3 separate regions of the Homo sapiens genome follow, and regions 1 and 2 are each linked to region 3. The links are chromatin contacts, found by Hi-C or POLR2A ChIA-PET in ENCODE. All regions are on one chromosome and are shown on one strand. Each heading gives the region's core, a stretch centred on a gene start or an enhancer-like site at or near the end of the contact. The rest is flanking DNA. Distances are from core to core; before and after follow the strand shown.

Evidence for each region. A loop is a pair of places that touch in the nucleus more often than their neighbours do. ChIA-PET counts read pairs that join two places held with the same protein, here RNA polymerase II (POLR2A). Pooled maps may share reads with other maps.
Region 1: a loop to region 3 is called in a map with no recorded cell type, with 20 times the contacts of the local background. The contact joins two enhancer-like sites. A Hi-C loop is called at or near these places in 1 of 168 maps with a recorded cell type or tissue (uterus), 6 of 37 single-sample maps with no recorded cell type and 4 of 50 pooled maps. POLR2A ChIA-PET finds 5 or more read pairs at or near these places in 1 of 52 experiments (Panc1).
Region 2: a map with no recorded cell type shows a loop between it and region 3 (3-fold over the local background). The contact joins the promoter of ZFHX3 here to the enhancer-like site in region 3. A Hi-C loop is called at or near these places in 14 of 37 single-sample maps with no recorded cell type and 5 of 50 pooled maps. POLR2A ChIA-PET finds 5 or more read pairs at or near these places in 1 of 52 experiments (Panc1).

What each region holds. Positions count from the first base shown.
Region 1 is chr16:73,013,366-73,017,769 of GRCh38, reverse strand. All of the region lies in intron 1 of ZFHX3 (zinc finger homeobox 3), which reads left to right. Among named protein-coding and RNA genes, the nearest start is that of ZFHX3, 33 kb to the left of the region's middle. RefSeq lists enhancers at 1,297-1,446, 1,995-2,495. Within about 2 kb of position 2,014, at least 13 of the 41 ENCODE cell types and tissues checked have a DNase peak (open chromatin) inside an H3K27ac peak, as active enhancers do.
Region 2 is chr16:73,045,940-73,050,023 of GRCh38, reverse strand. ZFHX3 (zinc finger homeobox 3) reads left to right here and starts at 1,896. Exons shown (of 10, transcript NM_006885.4): 1 at 1,896-2,272. LOC124903719 (a long non-coding RNA gene) reads right to left here and starts at 2,446. Exons shown (of 2, transcript XR_007065116.1): 1 at 2,224-2,446. RefSeq lists enhancers at 995-1,530, 2,067-2,602 and a silencer at 1,456-2,305.
Region 3 is chr16:72,588,895-72,592,940 of GRCh38, reverse strand. The region is part of intron 1 of LINC01572 (long intergenic non-protein coding RNA 1572); the gene reads left to right. Among named protein-coding and RNA genes, the nearest start is that of LINC01572, 74 kb to the left of the region's middle. RefSeq lists an enhancer at 2,348-2,407. Within about 2 kb of position 2,365, at least 2 of the 41 ENCODE cell types and tissues checked have a DNase peak (open chromatin) inside an H3K27ac peak, as active enhancers do.

The DNA of each region.
Region 1 (4,404 bases), core at 765-3,264, 430 kb before region 3:
GCAGTCTCTGGCACACTGGGGCCACTTGGATATTTTAATGGATGGTTGGACAATTCTCTGGACGAGCTCTATCTGTGGGGTGCTAAGCTAGCAAAGCTCTTGGTGGAGGACTATGTGGTCTAGCTCCCTGGAGTTGGAGAAGTCAGCTGATAGGTTGTGCTAAAGACCAGAGAGGGGTGGGTGGAGGGGAAGAAGAGAAGGCATTATTTAGTCGTGACGGCAGCCAAGACATTGGTGGGGAGCCCAGGTGAGTGCTGGAGAGAGAACAGTGTTGGCAGAGTTTTCATGACTTGGCGAAGGGCACCACTGGAAAGCGGGGCAGGAAAAAACTTGGAGCATTTTCAGATATACCTTTCAAGTATTCCTCCTCCTAAGGCCAACAGGGGATATTTTTTGGGACCCACCTCCCTGAATGAGAGCAAAACTAAGACCCCACTCCCCTGAATCCAAACGTAGAAAATTCCCATCACGTCTTGGGAACACATTCAAATTGCCCACTCAGCCTTTGATATCTTTTTGCCTTTTTTTTTTTTTTCGAGATGGGAGTCTTGCAGTGTTGCTCAGTCTGGATTGCAGTGGCACAATCACAGCTCCATGCAGCCTCAACCTCCCAAGGCTGAGGGAGGTGATCTTCCTGCCTCAGCACCCCCAAGCAGCTGGAACCACAGGCACATGCCCCCACGCCTGGCTGATTTATTTTTATTTTTGTAGAGATGAGGTCTTGCCATATTGCCTAGTCTGGTCTTGAAATCTTGGGCTCAAGTGAACCTTCCACCTTGGCCTCCCAAAGTGCTGGGATTATAGGCATGAACCACTGCGCCCAGCCCCCTTAGTCTTTTTTTTTTCAAAGGTGCATTAAGGCATAAGGAGTGTTCAGCAAACTCTCTTGGGATATACACGTGAACTTGGGTAGGGTCCCAGTGGGCTTCAGCTGTAATGGGGAGATTCTGCTCGGAGCCACTCTGCTGTCACCAGGGTGCGAATCCACATCATGAGAGGCACAGAGAACATTCTCAGTTCACCCAGAGGTTACAGAGAGGCTGTAAATGGACATTCAAATAGAAGAGGAGGAAATTACTGGAGTCAACTCTGGTGTAAGGGCTTTAAACAAAGGCCATAAATTAGTCATATGGTGACATCTAAGGAAGACAGGATTCTATTTCTGGGGTTGGTTTATTATTATTTTGAGAGGCATCAGGAGAAGCAAGAGGAAAAGAGAAATGGGTCAAGTAGCATAAAGAATTTGAATCAAGGCAAACTAGAAACCAGTTTTGCTTGAATTACCCTTCTTGGGACTTTCACTATTCAAAGTCGTATCTTTCACAAGCAGGAGGCTGAATGAGAACCCTTTGTGAAAGGTGGTTATGTTTTGTTTTTTTTTTAAACCACTTCATCTTGTCATGTACAAAGTAGCGCCTTGTACATGTGTGCTAAAATTGAACATTTAAATCCTATTGAGTAATCCTAGTTACTCCGACCTTAAAAACCAAAACACAATTCATGTTAATTGTTAACATAATACTTCAGGTTAATTGTTAACACAAAATGGGGAAGTGGCAACAAACATGCAGGAGTGGGAGAATTAAGTCATATCTGGGCCTAGAGAGTTAAGTGGTTGGGTAGTCTGGCTTGTGATTGAAAGAGAACTGGAGGAGCCTGGGATAGAAATGAGATGGTGGTGATGGGATCTCCTTTGCGTAAGAGAGAAGACTATTCTTTGCATAGAGGTGATTCAGAAATCGCTCTGTGGCAGGATGCCTTCTGTCCATATGGCCGGTCTTTGCGTGGGCCATTCTTCAAGGTGCCATGCCTTGACTGGGTCAACATGGCCAGTGCCCGTATGGTGTGTAAAACCCAGTCCTGGAAAGCTGGCTCCCCTGGAGGTGTTGTGCAATTGGGGCAGCCGGCAGCCAGCTTCTGATGTGGTTGGCTGCCTGGCTCACACCTCTCAGGTGCTGCGGAGACAGCAAGATCCAGTGGCCCCAGGCTACCACGGAGGCGGGCAGGGTGCCACGGCCTTCCCGAGCCATTCTGTTTCCTTTGTCTTCAGGAGCCCAGCGTGCACGGGCCCTGGCTTTCCAGTTCTTCAGGCTGGCTGCCTGGCATCACAGCGAGGCTTCAGGCGGGCCCACCTGTGGAATATATTGGGTAAGGTTGGCTCGGCCTGGCTTTTGTGAATTGATAAAAGGAACTGTGGATCCAGGGATTCTTCTTGAATGTAGATGTTTCTAGTTCGGTGTCTCCTATTAGATAAAATAAACATGTAGCACACACAAACTCTTTGTCCAACTACTGTTTTTCTGTTGTTTCCTTGGTTAATTTGGATATTTATAAATCTCAAATGCGGTAGGCCAGGATGGGAGGTTTTTTCTGTCTAATGCTAAGATACTCCACTGAACACCTCTCCTAAGACATAGCCCTCGTGGCCGGTGTGGTGGCTCACGCCTGTAATCCCAGCACTTATGGAGGCTGAAGTGGGTGGATCACTTGAACCCAGGAGTTAGAGACCAACCTGGGCAACACAGCAAAACCCTGTCTCTACAAGAAATACAAAAGCTAGCTGTGCACGGTGGTAGGCGTCTGTAGTCCCAGCTACTCAGGAGGCTGAGGTGGGAGGATCACTTCAGCCCGGGAGGTAGAGGGTACAGTGAGTTGAGATTGCACCACTGCACTCCAGCTTGAGAGACAGAGTGAGACCCTATCTCAAAAAAAAAAAAAAAAAAAAAAAAGACACAGCTCTTGATTACAGCATCTGAGGCCTTTGGTCCTAATTTTTGGTGATGGAGAAAGAGAGGTTTCAGCTGGTCCCTAGGGTCTGGAGAAGGAGGGTAGTGTGAACCCCTTGGTAGGGTGAACCCTTCAGGGACACCCCTGCTTCTGTGTGTCCAGTGGTTCTGTCCCCCTTTCTCCAGATGGCTATACTAGTTTCCTCTTGATGCCGTAAGAAGTTACCACATAGGCCGGACATGGTGGCTCATGCCTGTAATCCCAGCACTTTGGGAGGCCGAGGCAGGTGGATCATGAGGTCAGGAGATCAAGACATGGTGAAACCCCTTCTCTACTAAAAATACAAAAATTAGCCGGGCATGGTGGTGCCTGCCTGTAATCCCAGCTACTCAGGAGGCTGAGGCAGAGAATCGCTTGAAGCAGGGAGTCGGAGGTTGCAGTGAGTTAAGATCGCACCACTGCACTCCAGCCTGGTGACAGAGCGAGACTGTGTCTCAAAAAAAAAAAAAAAAAAAAAAAAAAAAGAAGAAGAAATTACCACAAACTTGTTGGTGTAAAACACAAACTTAAGTTTGCATTTTGATGTTTTCTGTAAGGATGTAGTATGTTTAAACTTTATTAACTAATGTTCAAAACTGCGATGTGTGCATAGAATATTACGTATGCATGTTCATGTCTAAAGAATGGCTGTTGATGATAAAATAAAAATCAGCTTTCATTTTTCCAAAAAAAAAAAAAAATGCAAAAAACCGCAAACTGATTGCCTTGTAGCTGGAGCCTAGAAGTCTGAAATCAGTTTCAGTAGGCTGAAGTCAGGGTGTTGGCAGGGCTGCTTTCTCGTAGCGGTTTCGAGGAGGAACCCATTTCCTTGCATGGTCTAGGTTCTGGAGGCCCCCACATTTCTGGGTTGATGGCCCCTTCCTCACATCACTCTGTGTCATGCTTCTGTTACATCTCCTTCTTCTGCCTGACTCTGTCCTCTCCTTTGCCCCTGTTGTAAGGACCCCTGTGATTGCATCAGGCCCCCTGGATAATCCACGATCATCTCCTCTATCCAAAGATCCTTCACTTGATCGCATCTGCAAAGTTTCCTTTGCTGTAGAAGGTAACATATTTGTAGGTTACGGATATTAGGATGTGGGCGTCTTCGGGGGTTGTTATTCAGCTACTGCACGGTCCTGTGGAGGAATTGGTGCAGTTGGCAAAGAAAGAGACCCCCACGTGCCTCTAGAGGTAGGTGGCTCAGGAGGGCAAAGCTAAACCAAATATTACAGCCTTACCTGTTCCAACAATGCCTATTTCCTTGGAAATGAGGGAAGAGGCTTCGAGATGAAATTTGGTGGCCTCTCCCCTCCCCCAAATAATGTGACATTATTTTGTGAAATTGTATTTTGGTGAGGCCCAAAGAGTCATACTTGAGAGAAAAATAAAAGAGAGTGTTTATAAAGGGTTTTTGGCCAGGCACCGTGGTTCAGGCCTGTACTCCCAGCACTTTGGGAGGCCAAGGCAGGCAGATCACTTGAGCCTGGAAGTTTGAGACCAGCCTGGGCAACATGGCAAAACCCTGTCTCCACAAAAAATAGAAAAATTAGCTGGGTGTGGTGGCACACGCCTGTGGTCCCAGTTACTTGGGAGGCTGAGGTGGGAGGATCGCTTGAGCCAGGGAGGCAGAGGTTG
Region 2 (4,084 bases), core at 647-3,146, 460 kb before region 3:
GTAAGGAATCTTCGTTTTTCCGGAGAGATTGCCAGAGGCATCTCTGCGTTGTGGGCCACGTTGCTTGCGGTCCTGCTAGCATACGTCATCTTCATGTCTTATTCATAGTCACTTTTTCAATTAAATTATTAATTGTTTTCTTTAAGGTGTTCTCAACTTATATGGCCAATATAAATAACAGTGTGTTTTGAAAACACCACCTGTTCTTGGGCCTGAAGTCAGGTGGTCTGGAAGCAGCTCTGCAGTGACCATAGTCTGGTTTGCAAACTCATCCTCCACCTTCCCTGTTGGCTCTTAACTCCCCCCACCCGGCCCCCGTGCTCTCACGTGTGACTGAATTGGGCTTGTGCCCTCCTTTGTCCCTAATCGGACATGATTCCCTGGAGGCAGTCTTTTCTCCCAGGGCCTTAGCTGAAATAAATAAATAAATAAATAAATTTCCCCAGAATCTATTCTGGACTAAAATGTAGAAAGGGGCTGTCTGTACCCAACAGGTTAGATACTTACATTAATCTGAACCCAACTTACATTGTGCAAAAAGCCTTCTATACGGGGATGTGATGGTTTTCACCAGCTAAGCATCCCTTTTTCTCCCGAGTCAGTGTGTGCCTCATGCTAATACAATTCCATACATACTGCTCTTCGCCTCATGAGCTGATTATATTTCTAACACTTGCATGGTTCATTATTGTGCCCGAGGAAAAGACTCTCCAGGCTGTAAGGCCAGCCTGGGTGGGTGGTTTTCAGAAAGGGTAAAAGCAGGTGCCTTTCTGTGCTGTGAGAATCGGGAGTAAATTCAGACTGAGGGTGGGATTCTGACAGGGAGGACAGAGGACTTCCGGTGAGATTTCTTTGGGGCTGGCTTTCAGATGAGAATGGAAAAAGGTGGACTTGGGGAGATAGAAGGCGCCCAGCAATCGCTTTGACCAACTGGAAAAGGTGAACTTGGGGAGATAGAAAGGCGCCCAGCAATCACTTTGACCAACTGGGGTGGCCGCTTTAAATCTTACCCTGGCGGTAGGAACTCCCTGGGAAAGGGCACGATCTTTGCTATCTCTGCGGTGATGTGGCTTTATAAGGTGAGGCTAAGGAGCCTGGAGGCTTACATGGTAGACTGCATCTCCTTTTCTTCCCACTTCTTTTCTTCCTATCTTTCTAGTGATCTCTCCTTTTCTCTTTCTCTGGCCTCAAAAACTATCCTTAAACTCTCAACGGAGAGCAGGGGGATGTTTTTATAAGTTTCTGCAACTGAAAAACAGAAGTGCTCTGTAAAGCAGTTAATAGGATGGGTGTGTGTTTCCAATAAATTCCTGTCCACATTGGCTCCTGTCCCCATGCTTGAGTGGCCTGGCTGTGACGTGGACGGGGCCCAGGGAGCGATGGCTCCGGTTCGGAGGCCTCAGGCTCCTTTTAGTGGCCGAGGGCGCGTCCCTTTCTTCTCGCCCGATTCTAGGCCGGCCCCTGACCTTTGATGAGCGAGGGGTCAGCGCCTCCGGGAGGGCCTGGGCTTTGTTCCCGCCGGGGCCGGTTCCCGGGGCGGCGCAGGCCGAGCGGCGAGGGTTCCTGGCCCCAGGCGGGTGCGCGGGACCCCCGGCCTGCCCCAAGGCCCGCGCCCCAAGCGGAGCGAGCGCAGCTGAGCGCCCGGGTCCCGCGCGTCCCTGTGCGTCCCCGGGTCCCTGCGGGCGGGCGGGCGCGGTCGCCGCCGAGCAACCCGGCCTGCGCCCGGCACGACTGTAGATGTCAGGCTTTGCCCGGGGAGCCGAGCGGCAGCGGGGCTGTGAGTTTCAAATTAACCTTCCGCTTTGTTGCTGTGTAATGTGGATCCCCGAAGGCCCCCCGCCCCGCCCGCCCCCCTTCCCCGGGCGGTGCGCGCTGCAAACTGCGAGTTGGGCTTCATTTACATAAAGCGATTCCGGGCGGGCGGCGGCAGAGGAGGAGGCGGCGGCGGCGGGCAGGCCGGGGACCCGGACGCCAGCGCCGCGCCCCGTGGGTGAATCCCCGCCGCGTCCCGGGGACCTCCCTCCGGGGACGGGCCGACCGCCAGCCCTGCCGCCACCATGAGCTCCCCTCCCCTGTCTCCGGGCCCCCTGCTCCTGACCAGAGCCACCTCCGAGTCCTGGGGCCAGCGGGAGGTGGGGAGCATGCCGCCTGGGGTGGGTGAGCTCGGGGCTCGGGTGCCACTGGAATTTCCCGTTGTTGCGCATGGCGGCGCGGCCCCCGGACCTGCAAGTGCCGCCTCCCTCCGGAGGTGCGCGGAGGCTTGGTGTGCCAGGTGAGTGCAGCCTCCCTCCGGGTCCGCGCAGCCGGCCTGGAGCCGCGGGCAGGTGCTGCGAGTCTTGGCTGAACTTCCCATTCTCTTGGGGCGTGTGGGGGAAGGGCAGGCTGGATGCACTTGAACTCCCAGACTCCAGTTGCCACCTACCTAGGGTGAGAGCGCCTAAATTCTGCTGGGCACACAGTAAAGCTCTTCCTTCCTCCTTCCTTCCCTTCCCTCTGTCCTCCCCTCCCTCCTCCTTTCCTGAGTCTGCTTTTGGATTAGTTCCTGCCTTCTGAATACTTGTGGTACTGGTGTCATTTAGAAGTTTGGGTGCCTCCGCCTAAAAATGCACCCTTTTCAGCCCTGGAGAAGTCGCTGGTCAGTTCGAAACAATGTGAAGAATGCGCTTGTGGAGTAATTAAAGGGAGAATCAGAGTTTTGGAGCTGGAGGGCACCTTTGGAGATCATCTTGTCCACCCTCTAATTTTAGTTTTTTCGCACTCTTGGAAAAGTCAGAGCATTTATTTCCTTGGGCAGGGGCGGGGTGGGGAGCTGATGCAAAGGAGAGAGTCAAGATTTTTATCCTGTTAGGAGGAGGAATGCCTATGTTTAGGTCAGTAGCAGAAAAACAATAACAACAAAAAGAAGCATTGTAGGCTTGGAGGGAAACGAACCTTCTGGAAAATGTTCTTTTCTGCCTTGGACACACCTGTGTTATGATAGGAAAAGGCCTGGAGGGCAAAGACTGCAGCTCACGCATGGTGTGTGCTAAGAGGGAATTGCGTGGCACAGTGGTACCTCCTGTGTTAAACTGGCTTAAGTGAAAGCCGTGAGCAGGTGAATCCAGGAGGGTCATCCCTCCCCCCACCCTCTGTGTCATTTAACAGTCCTTGAAGACTCCCTAAAGCCACTGACAGAAAACCCCAGAGAGAACAGATGGCTCTGCCTGGGCACAGAAGGAAGGCCTCTCCTTCATACTGGGTCCTGCTTGTCAGAATGCACCAGGGCAAAGCCTTGAAGGTAGATTGTGAGAAAGTTACACATCATCTTATTTCTCTCTATGCTTTGAGATCCTTGGAGACAAGTCACTAAATAAATAGTGTATAATTTAAAGCTCACCCTAGCTGGGGAAACTCTGTTTCCTTGCCGTCAAGCAGCAGGTGCGAGTTTGTAGAGTTGGCCCCTCGAGTTCCCTCATTCCTGAATTCAGGAGGTGTCAAATCTTCACGTTCAGTTAATGGCTGTGGTTTCTGGATAGGTTTCAAGGGAAACCCTGAAAATCACGAGTTCCAGGAGGCTGGGCTGGAGGAGGACACGAGAGTGCTGTGGTGGGGACTGCATTGGGTAGGAAAACATACACCTTCCAAGGTAACCTGATCAAGAAAGGCCGTAGCAAGAAACATGAGTCTGCTCCTTGTTATCAGAACAGCCACTGGCAGCCTGAGATTCTGAATCCCTCTTGCTACTCAAACATGAAAAACAATGAAGGCAAAAGTGAGGTGTGAGGGAAGTCAGGAGACCACGGTTCCAAATAATTGAAGGGTTTCAAGAATGGGGTCTTCACAGAGAGGTACATACCTGGATGTTTGCACGCCTGTATTTGTGTTCATTCTGTTTTGCAGAGACCCTGCAGGCACCCTTTCAGAGAGTGTGTAGCTATGATGGCCAAAAGAAACTTTTTCTCTCTCCCTTTGCTAAATTACAGGACTAAGGAGTTCTCCTCATGGTGTTTCCAGCATAGTTTTCAGAAAGCATGTAAAGTGCCTCTCAGAGTGGGCTGGGGTCACAGTTGGCTCTTTTATTTAATTACACAAGTGTTATTTAACA
Region 3 (4,046 bases), core at 1,116-3,615:
AGGAAAAATGCTGAAATGTTTTATCTCATGTGTAAAGTAATATTGAATATCCCCTGTCCTCACCATCACCCCTGCCCCCACAAGACGTGCTTCCTCAAAATTTTGAGATCTAGTTAACTCCATATCTCTACACTTAGAGACCTGTACAAAATGCTTTGTAATGTTAACAGTGCCAATTTGCATTTCTGATTATCTGTATGCCCAGTTATATTTATTGCTGTTTATATGTCATCCTCTAAACATCATTTGTAATCTTATAACCTATGCTATATGGGCTCTGTACATAGTACAGGTTATATGAAAATATAGTTTTCAGCATCAAAAGAACTCTGGGTTGGAATTTTCAGTGAAGTAGCCTGTAACTCCTGTTAACAGTAATGGGAGTTCCATGACTACCTCACCATACCCCTTGCTGAAAATGCTACTATTCCTGAGGGAGTCACTGACCTTTGCATCCATTGTAGAGGTATGGGAGGAGCAAGGTGGGAGAAATACCTTAAAAGTAATAGGTTTGCCACACAGAGACAAAAGAATAATCAGAGCACTTAGAAGCTAGAGGAAGCTTATGAAAGAATGGGGAAAAAAGTGAGCTTCTCGTTCCAGGGATCCTTCCTGTTCTCTGTTTTCAGTGTGGGCAAGCAAACCAGGGCCCTATGGACTCTAATACTAAAGAATGAATTATAGACCTGAATAGTAATGTGATAGGGCTAGTGATTTCATCAGTGACCACGGTCCTTGTCATTGCTTTTTAGATGTATGTGTGTATTTGGGTGTGCCAATGTATTAAATAACTTATTTGTTTTAAAACATAAATTGTGTTTTTTCAAAAATACTCATGATGAATTTGGCAGTATGAGAAATGCACTTTATATATATATATTTCTGCAGTCGTAGTAATTGAATAAACAAATAGGTTACATCATTAATTTTTGCAGTCATCCCATGTACTATCACTCTTAGTTTGGTCCTTTTCCATCAATCTTTTAGACCTTTACTCAAATTATTATATTAAAAAAATAGAATTTTTTTAAATGCTAAGTAATGATGGTATTTATAAAAAGTTGCTTACTTTATTCCACATTTGGTTTTAAGTTTTTTTGTTTCGTTTTGTTTCTAAGAGTCAGTCTCTCTATGTCGCCCAGCCTGGTGTCCTCCCACCTAAGCCTCTCAAGTAGCTGGAACTACAGGCCTGCACCACCGCACCTGACTGAAAACACTGATTTTTTTTCACTTTTCTCTCCAAACTTGTTTTTCCATTTTTCTTCCAGCCTCTTATAGTTCATTTTCATATATTAGTTTTTATTACTTTGTAAAGGCAGTCGATTTCTTTTTGTTCTAATTTATATTTTTTCAGAAATTAGATTTTAATCTTGATATTTTTTAGTTTTGTTTAATGCCTACCTATTATAAATTAGAGATTTCTATGCCTTACTTGTCAATGGGAAATGTTATACCACTATTAAGATTAAAAAGCATAGTAATGAATATTTTTACAGATGTATTTGTTGTTCCTCCAGACCAATATCTAAGCTTCAATGCAAAGCTCAGTTTGATTTTAGAAATATTTCACATGTTCTCATACTTCCTTATCCAAACATTCTGAAGAGTTTCTATGCTTTTCATGTCCTCTGCCTCTCAACTGTACTTTTATGACATTAATGTCCTTAGAGTTGTAGTGTTGGACTAGTTTTCCAGAATCTCATGGTCTTTTTAAAACTTATTTTGATTCCATACTGTTAGCTTTAGATTTTTCCCAAGTTCACTAAATGGGATCCTTCAGGGAGGTGAAATTGTAGTTCATGGGAAAATCATGAGACATCATTCAGTCTGTGCTTAAGTATGCAACATGGTCCGGCATTTCGGTGAGGACAAATGAAATATCTCTTAGCTTCAAGGTAAAAAGTCGACCATTCTCTTGATATTCCAGTAAATACCAAGCTACAAACAACCAGACACCACAAGGAAATGTAGACATTGTACTACACTATGAGAAAAGTTCAAAGATGGGCTATTGTCTTTAATTTACATGAAGATTTATGTGACAGAAATGTATCTGGAGGAGATGGACATCCTCCAAAGAATGTGTCTTCTACCTAAGAATACTGTTTGCCATTGACAGTAAATAGCAACTTTGACCTAGTTGTGTGTGGCCTAACATGAAACAGAGAGTTAGTAATTATCTGTAAATCTGGATTGTCATCTGGATCATTTGTGGTATCAGTCTATTTTTTATTCTCCTACCACTGGGGCATGACCCTTGTGCAGGTGACAGGATTTGCATTTTTGTTAACTTGTGACTTCTAAGAAATCCCCTTTTTTACAAAGGGAAAATTTAAGGTCTCCCATATTGTCTTATATGCTGAATACTGCTCCTTGAGTTTAGATTGCCAATTTTGGCCTAATGGTTTTATCTTCCAGAGATCTCAAAAGCAAATAATTCTGCTGCCATTTTTCTTAAATGCCTTTCAAATATTTGGTTGGAAACAGAAGACTTCTCTCTTACTCATCTGGGTAAAACTCATTTACTGTTTTTCCTTTTAAACTGTTAGCTCAAGTGACCTTACACACAAGTCCCAGCTGTGCATTAGCATTGCTTGGGGATGTGTTTGTATCTTTTGTCTAAAAATACCCAGCCGGCAGGATTCATGATCCATGAAAGCTAATTGAAACAATTTCTCTTCAAGTTTTGGCAAGCGAAGCATGCATTATAAGCATTAATATCTATAAATTGAATTGTTAATGAATCTGGACACTAATAATGAATGCAATTTTGCAGGCTTAACTAGAAACACTAAAATTATCAGGATCTGCAGCAGAAATTTCAATCATTTTGCCTATTAAATAGCAAAGCTATGCTTTTAATAAGCTAATCATTTTTATTTGACCCCATAGGAATAGCTCAGTTGATTAGAAACAGGTTTCCTAGCGCAAAACAATGTTGTTTTTCTCTTACTGTTTTAACCACCAAAGCACTGAAATTTTAAGATGGATATTTCATCTCATACTCTGTGTCTTTTAATCACATTTGTACTTGTACTCAGTGTTTCCAGAGATATTTACTTATTCCATTTCTCCTCTATTAGGCTGTATCTCTCATTCATATATATGTATATAGAGATGGATAGATACTGAAGTTTTTAGAATAATGTCACAATCATTTTTAAAACGGTCTCAATAGGACGGGTACAGTGGCTCACGCCTGTGATCCCCGTACTTTGGGAAGCCAAGGCCAGCGGATCACCTGAGGTCAGGAGTTCAAGACCAGCCTGGCCAACACGATGAAACACCGTCTCTACTAAAAATACAAAATATTAGCCAGGCGTGGTGGCACATACCTGTAATCCCAGCTACTTGGGAGGTTGAGACATGAGAATTGCTTGAACCCGGGAGGCAGATGTTGCAGTGAGCCGAGATTGCACCACTGCACTCCAGCCTGGGCGACAGAGCGAGACTCTGTCTCAAAAAAATAAAAAAGTAAAAAATAAATGGTCTTATTTCACACGTAACATTTTAAAAATTACATTATCAAGGTAATACAGTTTTGAGCTTTATGGTTGCCTTTCTGCGACTTAGGAAAGGATATATATTTCCATTTGAGTATCATCTCCTAAAACTTCCGCATAACACTAGTTTATAGAGCAGCAAAATCCCAACATTAAACAACAATGGAGTGTTTTCTCCCTAGTGCTTGAGTGACTTCGAGATCCTAAGCCATGTACTTAGAGGCACACTTAGTGCATAGTAGCTGTGCACCAAATAGTTGCCAAGTTGCCTGAGAGAGTTAATGCACCTTTCTGTGTCCTTTCACTTACTACCTGGGAATGACTTAAACACTAGGGAGAGTGAAACAGTAATAACAGGGAATATGTGGCATCTCTGTATATATTATCATGAGGTGCCTGAAATTGGAATTCAAAGTACCTTATCTGATTGTATCTTTCCCAACAAATCTTAAGGATATTGACAATTATCTGGACTTCAATTGTGGAAAAGTAAAATGCTGAAGTCTAGAAGTTGAGTCTGATAGTAAGTAGGGGTTTTTGCTT